Linked DNA regions of Homo sapiens: region 2 is linked to region 1. A link is a loop called in an ENCODE intact Hi-C map of the cell type or tissue named here. Cell type or tissue: natural killer cell. All regions are shown on one strand. Links, peaks and the distances in the headings refer to the core of each region. The heading gives the core; the rest is flanking DNA.

The links. Peaks named below come from ENCODE experiments on the same cell type or tissue, not always from the same donor. Only the 100,000 strongest peaks of a DNase experiment are listed, where the experiment ranks them.
Region 2: it touches region 1 in a loop (6-fold over the local background); 6 of 110 quality-filtered maps call a loop at or near these places.

Annotation. Positions count from the first base shown.
Region 1 is chr2:37,412,362-37,417,745 of GRCh38, reverse strand. No RefSeq gene overlaps it. Among named protein-coding and RNA genes, the nearest start is that of QPCT, 70 kb to the right of the region's middle. RefSeq lists an enhancer at 1-1,019. In natural killer cell, for the core only: a CTCF peak has its summit at 3,114; a DNase peak (open chromatin) is centred at 3,135.
Region 2 is chr2:38,271,997-38,277,380 of GRCh38, reverse strand. It overlaps LOC105374467 (a long non-coding RNA gene), which reads left to right and starts at 5,178. Exons shown (of 3, transcript XR_939973.1): 1 at 5,178-5,339. RefSeq lists an enhancer at 1-330. In natural killer cell, for the core only: CTCF peaks have their summits at 2,355 and 2,558 (motif pointing right); a DNase peak (open chromatin) is centred at 2,570.

The sequences.
Region 1 (5,384 bases), core at 164-5,163:
GTTTTTCTGCTTTATAAGAGCTGGGTTAGGGAAAAAAAAAAAAACTGTCTTGGCACAATTTTTTAAATGGTATTTTCAAATCACAGAGGGGATTTACCATTTCCTCACAAGCTAAAATGCCTTTAGGATGTGTGTTTAACTGCATTCTCACCCCATCGTGTGCTGCACAGGACTTACAAGCCCCAGTGGAGAATCTGGGGCCAGTTTTATCATTAAATAAACTCTGGAATGCCCCAGGCAGGGTCGTTAACTTGTCTCCACTACAGACTATATGTCCAAATAGCCACCTCCCTTCTGTGGGTTCCCACAGGGCGCTGGGTGTGCTCCATAGCCCGACCCCCTGACATAAGGGGACAATTGGGCCATTATATTTGGACCAAGATCAAGCAGCCAGCTCAGTTCAGCTCTGTACACAGGGATGAAAAAAAAGAGCACCAAATATAGACCACTGGACAATTTATTTGTCTTAAGAGTGTTTAAGACACACAAGCAAACCCCGGCAGGCTATCAATGGTCAGCTTTGTGCAATAACCACGCAAACCTAAAGAGTATTCTATGTGGATACCATTTAAAAACTGTATGGTGGGTCACACCACATAGGTGGCCTTGGCAAGGGTCTCACTCTTTGCATCCGTAACAACCCTGGAGACTAAGAACCCACCCCAACACCCTTATCCACATTGTGTTTTTAAAGATTTGTATCATTGTCTTGCTCAAAATATCAGTTTGAAATCCCCATTTTTTCCCAAAAATAAAATATTAGAATGAATGAGACTCTCAAAACTTCCAAAAACTCTTCTTATCCAAATCTCTAATTTTTAGAAGAGGAAACTAGCATCAGCAAAGTTTATACTCACCAGTTAAGCCAGCTTTATTAGAATTCTATTAGGTTGGTACAAAATTAATTGCAGTCTTTGCCATTACTTTTAATCAACTATCAACTATCAACTCACTGTCCAATATTTTTTTAGCCTAGGTTACAATAAGAAATCAGCAAAACTGTTGACTGCCACTGAAGCACATACCTGTGTGCTCACAAGCCCGTCAGAAAACAGAAAAAGAAAAAGAAAAAAAAAAAACAAAGGAAGAAAGAAGGAAGGGAGAGAGGGAAAGACTTAAAGCCTGGTTTTCTCATTCATCATTTATAGCAGTGGTCCCCAACCTTTTCGGCCCCAGGGACTGGTTTTATAGAAGACAATTTTTCCACAAAGGGAGGGTGGGTATGGTTTTGGGATGAAACTGTTCCATCTCAGATCATCAGGCATTGGATTCTCATACAGAGCACACAATCTAGGTCCCTCGCATGCGCAGTTCACGATAAGGTTCCCCCTCCTGTGAGAATCTAATGCCGCCACTGATTTGACAGGAAGTGGAGCTCAGGTGGTAATCCTCACTCACCTGCCACTCACCTCCTGCTGTGTGGCCCAGTTCCTAACAGGCCACAGATCAGTATCAGTTCATGGTCCAAGGATTGGAGGCCCCTGATTTATAGTATGTCATTTGGATAGCAATGCTGCGAAGAGTTCCCCTCCACCTCCCAGAACCACCCTCTCCACTCTATCAAATCACATTCTATTACATTCATTCATCCATAATTTCCAAGGATTTCAACTAGCTGGTCTGGTGCCTCACTCTCTTCTGGAGAGGTAACTGTGCCATCCTTCCATGTCGTTCAGCACTGTGTATTGCACAAAGGGACTCCTGGGGACAGTGTCTTAACCCACAGCAGGAGAAGGCCTCCACTGCCATGCCAAGCTTTGAAGTCCTGGATCATTGCAAGGGTGAAGTCTCCAAGAAAAGGAAGCTGCTGATGGTCAGAAGAATAGAGTGGGGTGTGAATAAGTATAAAGGTTGCATGAGTGACAACTGTGAGCCTCTCTTGAAGACCAGTGTCTAAGCGATAGAAATCTGGACTAGAGGGGAAAAAAAAAAAAGCAAACCCATACATCCATACAAGCACAGGAAAAGATTGTAAGATCATTCAGCTTTGTGTTCCAACACTGTCATGGAGCTAAGCAAAGATGGAAGAAAGGACCTCAAAGCACCTCTCCCCTCCAGGAAGGGATGGCTGCCACCCGGTGTTGACAGAGCTGACTAGGGAGTTCCAAAGCCAGGAAGACTCAAAGAGGGTTGCAGAGTGTTTTTGTTCAAGCTGCTCCATCCACTTCAGCTTATTCTACCCAGCGTCCAGAGATAGGCCATATCCAATCAGCCCATGATCTAAGCCAGGTTTAAGGTGGCCGCAGCCCACAAGGGCCCAGTGGTAGCAGAATCCGCCACGCAGCAACCTTCCACTGTTTCCTCTGTGCTGAGATCCCCTTATCCCCTTGACTCAGCCCCACCAATGAGCCCCCACCTTTCCTCTTTCTTTCTTGTAGCCTCTAGCAGACACTGCGCCTGCAAGATAAAGAAGGGAAACGCTCTTGACCAGGAGAAGGGACACCTAGTCTAAGCTTCTTCCCTAATCAGCTGAGAACCAGAACAAATTCCTTAACTACTCTGACCTCTATCAAATGGCTCCTCATCTGTCAAGTTGGGATAAAAACCAGGAAGCAGAATACTTAACTGGTTAAGTGAGCAGCTCTGGGGCCAGAGAAACTTGAGTCTAAATGGCAGCTCAGCTGCTTCCTAGGTGGGTAAACTTGGATAAGTTTCTCGACCTCCCTATGCTTCAATTTCCTCTTCTTGCAAAATGAGGGTAACAAAACTGTTGTGTCCATGAATTGAGACAGTGTACAGGAGGGTTAAATGTGATAAGAGAACCTAAAGGCATTAGCATGGTACCTGGTGCGAAGTGAAATCACAATAAATGTTAACCATTTGCACTGCCATCATCACTGTCCTCTACCAAAGTGACAAAACAGTGTTGACATCTCCCTGAAAGGAATCAGGCGCTACGCATATTATTATCCTTAACACATGGCATCTGGTTTGTCAGTTCCTTCAGCCTGTTTCACTAGATGTGACTACGGGCAAGTGTAGATTTTTTTCACTTTGGAGAATTAATAGGATCTGAGAAACTGACATTTTCGCCCTCAATTCTCAATGAATTTAGAACAAAAGAAACCTGCAAAGCTCAGATAAACGTGAAAGAAAAATCACCAAGCACTGCTCTAACTTCTTTGAATCTTGTGCATCTCCTAGTGGTGATCTTTCAGAATAACTCTGAAAGCCCATTCAGAGTTACTGACCCAGTAAGGAAGAAACTGTGGAGAAGTTATTCAGACTTCTACGGTAGTCCGGGCCCAACGCACCAAGACATTTCACTATTAAAGGGACAGAGAGTAAGTCTCACTTCTCTCCAAAGAAGTCTCAGGGAAATTGAGGGCCAGGGAACTTTTTTTTTTTTTTTTTTTTTGGCAGAGTCACTTTATTGCCCAGGCTGGAGTGCAATGGCACGATCTCAGCTCACTGCAGCCTCCACCTCCTGGGTTAGAGCAATTCTCATGCCTCAGCTTCCCAAGTAGCTGGGACTACAGGCGTGTACCACCATGCCTGGCTATTTTTTGTATTTTTAGTAAAGATGGGGTTTTGCCATGTTGGCCAAGCTTTTCTCAAATTCCTGGCCTCAAGTGATCCACCTACCTTGGCCTCCCAAAGTGCTGGGATTATACATGTGAGCCACCACACCTGGCCAAGAGCCAGCAAACTCTTACCTCCAGCCTTCTGAGTACAAGAGCCACAAGACATGTTTTGCGTGCCCCCCCCCAAAAAAAATTGCAAGAAAACATCATTAACTAGCAAATCTCTAGTTTTGCTAGTTTTCCCTTTTGCTGTCTCCTGCCCTAATCCACCCCATCTCCAGCCCCAAGACAAAGCAGCAGCCGACAGGGCTGTATCTACCCCACACCGCCCCAAACCCGGGGACTCCTTGGCCTTTTAAGTGTGTCCCACAAGGTACCAAAGCCTGCAGAATAAAATGAGGGCCACGCGAAGGACCTGGACTGTGGAATCAGCCAGACCCTGCCACTCCCTGACTGTGACCTTGGGAAAGTCGTTTCATATTTCTAAGCCTCGGGATTCTCCTCCAAAATGGAGATGCTATCCACTTTGTAGGGCAGTTGTAAAGAATGCACAACAATAGTCACAGAAGTGCCTAACTGTGTGTCAGGCACATAACAGGCCCTCAGCCTATATGTTCCATCCCCAGACCTCTTCCCAGGCTTGCTCAGAGCCCTGTGAGACATTAACTCTGAAAGAGCTAAGAGACTAGCCTACAACATGGGGCCCCCTGCAAGTGGTATTTCCTAAGAGGGCACTGTCTCTAAACAAAGATCCATATAGTGCCTTCCGGTCTCTATCCCATCCACACTGCATAAAGATGTCCTTGGCAGTGTTAGCAATTTTGTTTGATAGCAACGATAGCTAAGTGATTATATAAATTACCATAAACTCACAAGATAGACTATTATGCAGCCATTGAAATGTTTATAAAGAACTTGCTATAACATGGAAAGTGTTTATGCTATAACAGAGTTCAAAAAGCAGAGGAAAAACCTGCACATACACTATAATGACAACTTTGTTAACTATGCGAAGACAGGATCCTGGCAAGAAATATAAGACGCTATTAACTGTAGAATTCTCTAGGTGGTAATACTTGGATAAAATTTTTTCTATGTATTTTAAATTTTCAAAAATTTCTCTAATTGCCATATATTAATTTCATAGTCAAAAATAAGAAAATAAAATGTGTTGGGGTTTTCAATTCCTTGCTGAATTACCAGGACCAATGATTTGAAGCAAGAGGGATTGGGCAGATCTAGTAAACCATAATGGCTATGTGTTTGTTTGTTTGTTTGTTTGTTTAATTTTATTTTATTTTAGATTCGGGGGTACCTGTGCCTGTTTATTACATGGGTATATTGCATCTGGTAGAGATTGGGCTTCTAATGTACCCATTACCCAAATAGCAAACATTGTACCCAATAGGTAGTTTTTCAACCCTTTTAATGGCTATTTGAGTGGAAAAAATTTATACCAACAACTTATTGGAGAATACGACGTGCCCGGAAAGCACAAGTATTCAAAAGTGATCCACTGGTAACTGTGCAAGGAATAAAACTTATGTTATTTCTCTACAATAATTTAATTTCTAATTCAAATTACTTCCTAATTATGCCAGATGGTAGAAACTAGATCTTTGTCAATTCACGGTCCCTTCACACCTTTTCTTTCAAATGTCATCTAAACTACAGGAAGCTTACGTAGTGACAAAGCAGTGTTTGAAGGTAGAGGAGGGGTGCAGAGGCAGGGACAGGGGCGGCATCTGCTCTTAGCTGGCCTCACACAGCCCAGCTGGTGTCCCTGAGATACCCCATTCACGTCCAACAGGAGTCATTGATCCACACAGACAGTGTCACAGCTGGTCCTCCAACCACAAG
Region 2 (5,384 bases), core at 305-5,304, 860 kb before region 1:
AAGCCATCTCTATTACATAACGTAAAATCAAGGTGATGCAGTAAGTGCTAAAGTAGAAGTGGCAACAGGTTATCCAAGAGATCTAGGAAAGATCACTGATGAAGGTGGCTACACTAAATGACAGATTTTCAGTGTAGATGAGATAGTCTTATATTGGAAGAAGATGCCATCTAGGACTTTCATAGCTAGAGAGAAATGAATCCCTGGTTTCAAAGCTTTAAAGGACAGGCTGACTTTCTCGTTGGGGTCTAATGCAGCCAGCAACTTGAAGTTGAAGCCAATGCTCATTTACCATTATGAAAATCCTGGCCGGGTGCAGTGGCTCATGCCTGTAATCCCAGCACTTTGGGAGGCCGAGGTGGGTGGATCACTTGAGGTCAGGAGGTCGAGACCAGCCTGACCAATGTGGGGAAACCCTGTCTCTATTAAAAATACAAAATTAGCCACGTGTGGTGGTGGGTGCCTGTAATCCCAGCTACTTGGGATTACAGGCAGAGGCAGGAGAATGCTTGAACCAGGGAGGTGGAGGTTGCAGTGAGCCGAGATGGTGCCATTGCACTCCAGTGTGACAGAGTGAGACTCTGTCTTAAAAAAAAAAAAAAAATCCTAAGGCCCCTAAGAATTATGCTAAATCTATTCTGCCTGTTTTCTGTAAGTGGAACAACAAAGCCTGGATGACAGCACCCCTGTTTACAGCATTATTTACTCAATATTTTAAACCCATTCTTGAGAATTACTGCTCAGAAAAAAGATTCCTTTGAAAATATTACTGCTCATTGGCAATGCACCTGGTCACCTGTGAGCTCTGATGGGCTTGTATAAGAATATGTATTAATATTGTTTTCATGTCTGCTAACACATCATCCATTCTGCAGTCCATGGGTCAAGGAGTCATTTCGACTTTCGAGTCTTATCATTTAAGAAATATACTTTGTAAGGTATAGCTGCCATAGATAATGATTCCTCTGATGGATCTGGGCAAAGTAAATTGAAAAACTTCTGGAAAGAACTCATCATTCTAGATACCATTAAGAACATTCGTGATTCATGGGAGGAGGTCAGTATATCAATATTAATAGGAATTTGGAAGAAGTTGATTCCAGTCCTCCTGGATGACGTTGAAGAGTTCAAGACTTCAGTGGTGGAAGTAGCTGCAGATGTGGAAATAGCAAGGTAACTAGAATGAGAAATGAAGCTTGAAGAAGTAATTGAATTGCTGCAATCTCATTATAAAACTTTAACAGATGAGGAGTTGCTTCTTGATGATAAACAAAGAAAGCGGTTCCTTGAGATGAAATCTATTCCTGGTGGGGAGGCTGTGAACATTGTTGAAATGACAATAAAGGATTTAGAATATTACATACACTTAGTTGATTAAAGCAGTGGCAGCATTTGAGAGGATTGACTCCGATTTTGAAAGTAGTTTTGCTGTGGGTAAATGTTATCAAATAGCATCACCTGTGACAGAAATCCTTCATTAAAGGGAAAATCCACTGATGCCACAGACTTCACTGTCTTTAAGAAATTGCCACAGCCACCTCAACCTTCTGCAACCACCACCCTGATCAGTCAGCAGCCATCAACATTAAGCAAGACCCTCCACCAGCAAAAAGACTCACCGAATGCGCAGATGATTGTTACCACTTTTTAGCAATAAAGTATTTGTTAGTTAACGTAAATCCATTTTTTTAGACATAATGCTATTTCACACTTAATAGACTACAGTATCATGTAAACATAACTGTATATGAATTAGGAAACAAAAAAATTTGTGTGACTCGCTTTATTGTGGTATTTGCTTTATTTCAGTTGTCTGGAATTAAACCCACCGTATCTCCAGGGTATGCCTGTATATGAAATGTTGAAATCTTGGCCCTCGCATGACTTCTTTCATATTCAATAAATGTACCCCCAATTAAATATGATGCCTATCTTCCAATCTGTGCCTTCACTAATCCTAGAGAGATGGAGATAATCACTGGAGGGCTGGCGGCTGCAGGGGTCACCTGAGGCAAGGGATGGGAGATGGCACGGGGAACTTTGCGTGATCTCTGCAAGTTCTGCCGTCTTGGAGACAATTGGATGGTTTTTTACCTTATGGCTTTCAGATTCTAAGCTCTCAAAAAGTTATTGCTTGACAGTCACATTTAGAAAATTTACGTATATCCTTAAGTCTGAATATTCTAATTAGTTTTTTCAGTCTAGTGGAATTATTAGAGGATAGCAAGTTTGAATTGCTGACAATGCATACTCGGTAAGCACCAAGTTATTTTCAGAAACATATGAACGTTGCAAAACATTTGCATTTTTTTCTTGGGCCTGTAAAACTTGGTATTATGCCTACTCAGTCTGTAAGCATACTTTACTTATCTGTATGCTCATTTGTTCAACACATTTATTGAGTGCCTACTATATCCCAGGTACTATGCTACATGGTGGGGACACAGTGGTGAAACACATGCTGTCTTTTTTGCCGTAGCCTTTACATTTTAGCGAGGGATGCCAAATAATCTTGTCTACCAATGCTAAATTAATAAGTCCTGTTATTTACCTAGAGTACAGCAGGGGGCAGATGAAGCCCATCTTTCAAAATCATTTGTGGTAGCTCAGCATATCTGATGTAGCTGATTGTAATTGTTACTTAGTCCAGCTTTCAAAGGAAACTAGGATCTGGTTTTGCATTTATGCTCATTCATTATCTCATTTTAGGTATCCCTGGGATCAAATCTGGGGAAAAACAATGAACTGCAGGTACATTTCATCTTTCAGAGTAAATATTTTTCTGAAACAGTTGCTAGGAGAGGTTGCTAAATAAAATAATTCTACTCTGTTTTTTTTTTTTTTTTTTTTTTTTGAGACAGGATCTCACTCCATCACCCAGGTTGGAGTGTAGTGGCGCAATCTCAGCTCACTGCAACCTCTGCCTCCCAGGTTCAAATGATTCTCCAGCCTCAGCCTCCTGAGTAGCTGGGACTACAGGTGTTTTATATTTTTTAGTAGAGATGGGGATTTCACCATGTTGGCCAGGCTTGTCTTGAACTCCTGACCTCAAGTGATCTGCCCGCCTCAGTTTCCCAAAGTGCTGGGATTACAGGTGTGAGCCACCGCAGCCTGGCCTACTCTGATTCTTTTCAAAAATAAAGACTATTAAATTGGTTTAATATTAATTTAATACTTTACATAAGTCTAAATTTTTATTTAGGTGTTCGCTTAAATTGAACTGCAGCCACATTTTTATTGTTGCTAAGAGTATGGATAAAGAAACCATCATTCTCATTAGCAAATCTTTCGTCTGTTTCAGCAATAAGAGCCCCCCCCAATACATTCTCAGACTTTGAGTGAATAAGGGGAAATTTTCAGAAACAGAGAGAAAGTAAAGGTGTGTGTGTGTGTGTGTGTGTGTGTGTGTGTGTTTTATATATTGTTATGTCCACAAGAATTTTGTCTGCGTGATGTTTGAAGGGGCAGGAGAGAGGAAGGTCCTGGGGATGCTGGTCTTGCATTTTGGGCAGAGACCTCAGAAGAATATTTCTAATTTTGGACTTTTTAATGCTATGTTAGATTTGCTGGGTGCTTTAAAGCAGTATTTATTTGAGGTATGAAGCTAGATGTTTGAATTTCTTTTGTGAAGGAAAATCTGAGCTAGAGAGAGAAGTCACCTAAGCAAACACCTTTTGTTAACCAGTGTCCTGCTGGGTCTTTTTTTAATCTAAGGTTTCCCTGGCCCTGCTGTTCTATTACTCTCTTAGAAACAATCACAAGAAAACTGTGCTTACTCTCTCAGATTATGACGTCGTAGGGAGCTAGTGGATGAGTACATGTGGAAGGTGAGGTTAAATCAATTTCTAGTGGATCTGGGATCCAGTCACATCTTGTTATTCTATCAAATTATTTATCTTCCCCACTACCTAGTCAGTTCTGTGGAACAGGGTCATTTTTCTTTTGCTCACCATTGACTTTCCTATGTCCATTATGTTTTCCATATACCAGTGCTTTAAGATCATAAATAACAGCCCTCCCATTGACCTCATTAAAAAAGTCTAGAGAGATTAAGAAACATGGATAACACCCGGCACGATTTATTTGGTAATTGTGTTTGAGTAGTGTGTGTGTGTGTGTGTGTGTGTGTGTGTGAGAGAGAGAGAGAGAGCGAGAGAGATTTCCGAGAGTTTTCCAATCATCTGTTCCTGATCCACCTATGAATGCGTTGAAATGAGGAGGTACCAAGTAGGAATAGCTAAGGGACTCTTTGGAATGCCTTCTAACTTGACCATCTAACATTGCAGATTGTTTGAATTAAAAGGCCCCTACCTTGCCCCAGCCATCAAATTCAATATTCCTGAAGGGAAGTCACCCATATTTTATTGGAACAGCCACTAAATCTTGAGGCAACTACTCCCTTATTACACAAGTCTCGTTTCTTTTTCTTTTTGGGGACAAAGGAGAGATGTTTTTTTTTGAGACTGACTTTCGCTCTTGTTGCCCAGGCTGGAGTGCAATGGCGCGATCTCCGCTCACTGAAACCTCCGCCTCCCCAGTTCAATTGATTCTCCTGCCTCAGCCTCCTGAGCAGCTGAGATTACAGGCATGTGCCACCACGCTTAGCTAATTTTTTTTTTTTTTTTTAGACGGAGTCTAGCTCTGTCGCCCAGGCTGGAGTGCAGTGGTGCAATCTAGGCTCACTGCAAGCTCTGCCTCCTGGGTTCACACCATTCTCCTGCCTTAGCCTCCGGAGTAGCTGGGACTACAGGTGCCTGCCACCACGCCCAGCTAATTTTTTGTATTTTTAGCAGAGACGGGGTTTCACTGTGTTAGACAGGATAGTCTCGATCTCCTGACCTCGTGATCCGCCTGCCTCAGCCACCCAAAGTGCTGGGATTTTAGGCGTGAGCCACCGCGCCCGGCAGATTTTTGTATTTTAGTAGAGACGAAGTTTCTCTATGTTGGCCAGGCTGGTCTCCAACTCCTGATCTCAGGTGATCTGCCTGAGATCAGTGACTTAAATAAATTTAGTGACTCGGCCTCCCAAAGCGCTGGGATTACAGGCGTGAGCCACTGCGCCCGGCCAAGGGGGAGATGTTTTAAAACTATTTCAGAAGTCAGAAAATAGTGTAATGACATTCATATGCCCACTGTCTAATAATTAATAAGTACTAATGTTTTGTCCTTTCAGCCTCAGCTACGCATCGCTGGGAAATAATTATTCATGGGTCTCCTACCGTTTTGTGCATCTGTGAGCGAAATACCGACTGTCCCTTATCCTGGACTATCTTTTCAAGGTTGTTAGTGTAGTAAATAACTTTGGAAGATGGAGACAGTGTTTCTCTTCAGAGTAAAGGGTAGGTTTGCTTACAACCTTGGAAGATAACAGTGTCTCTTTCTGG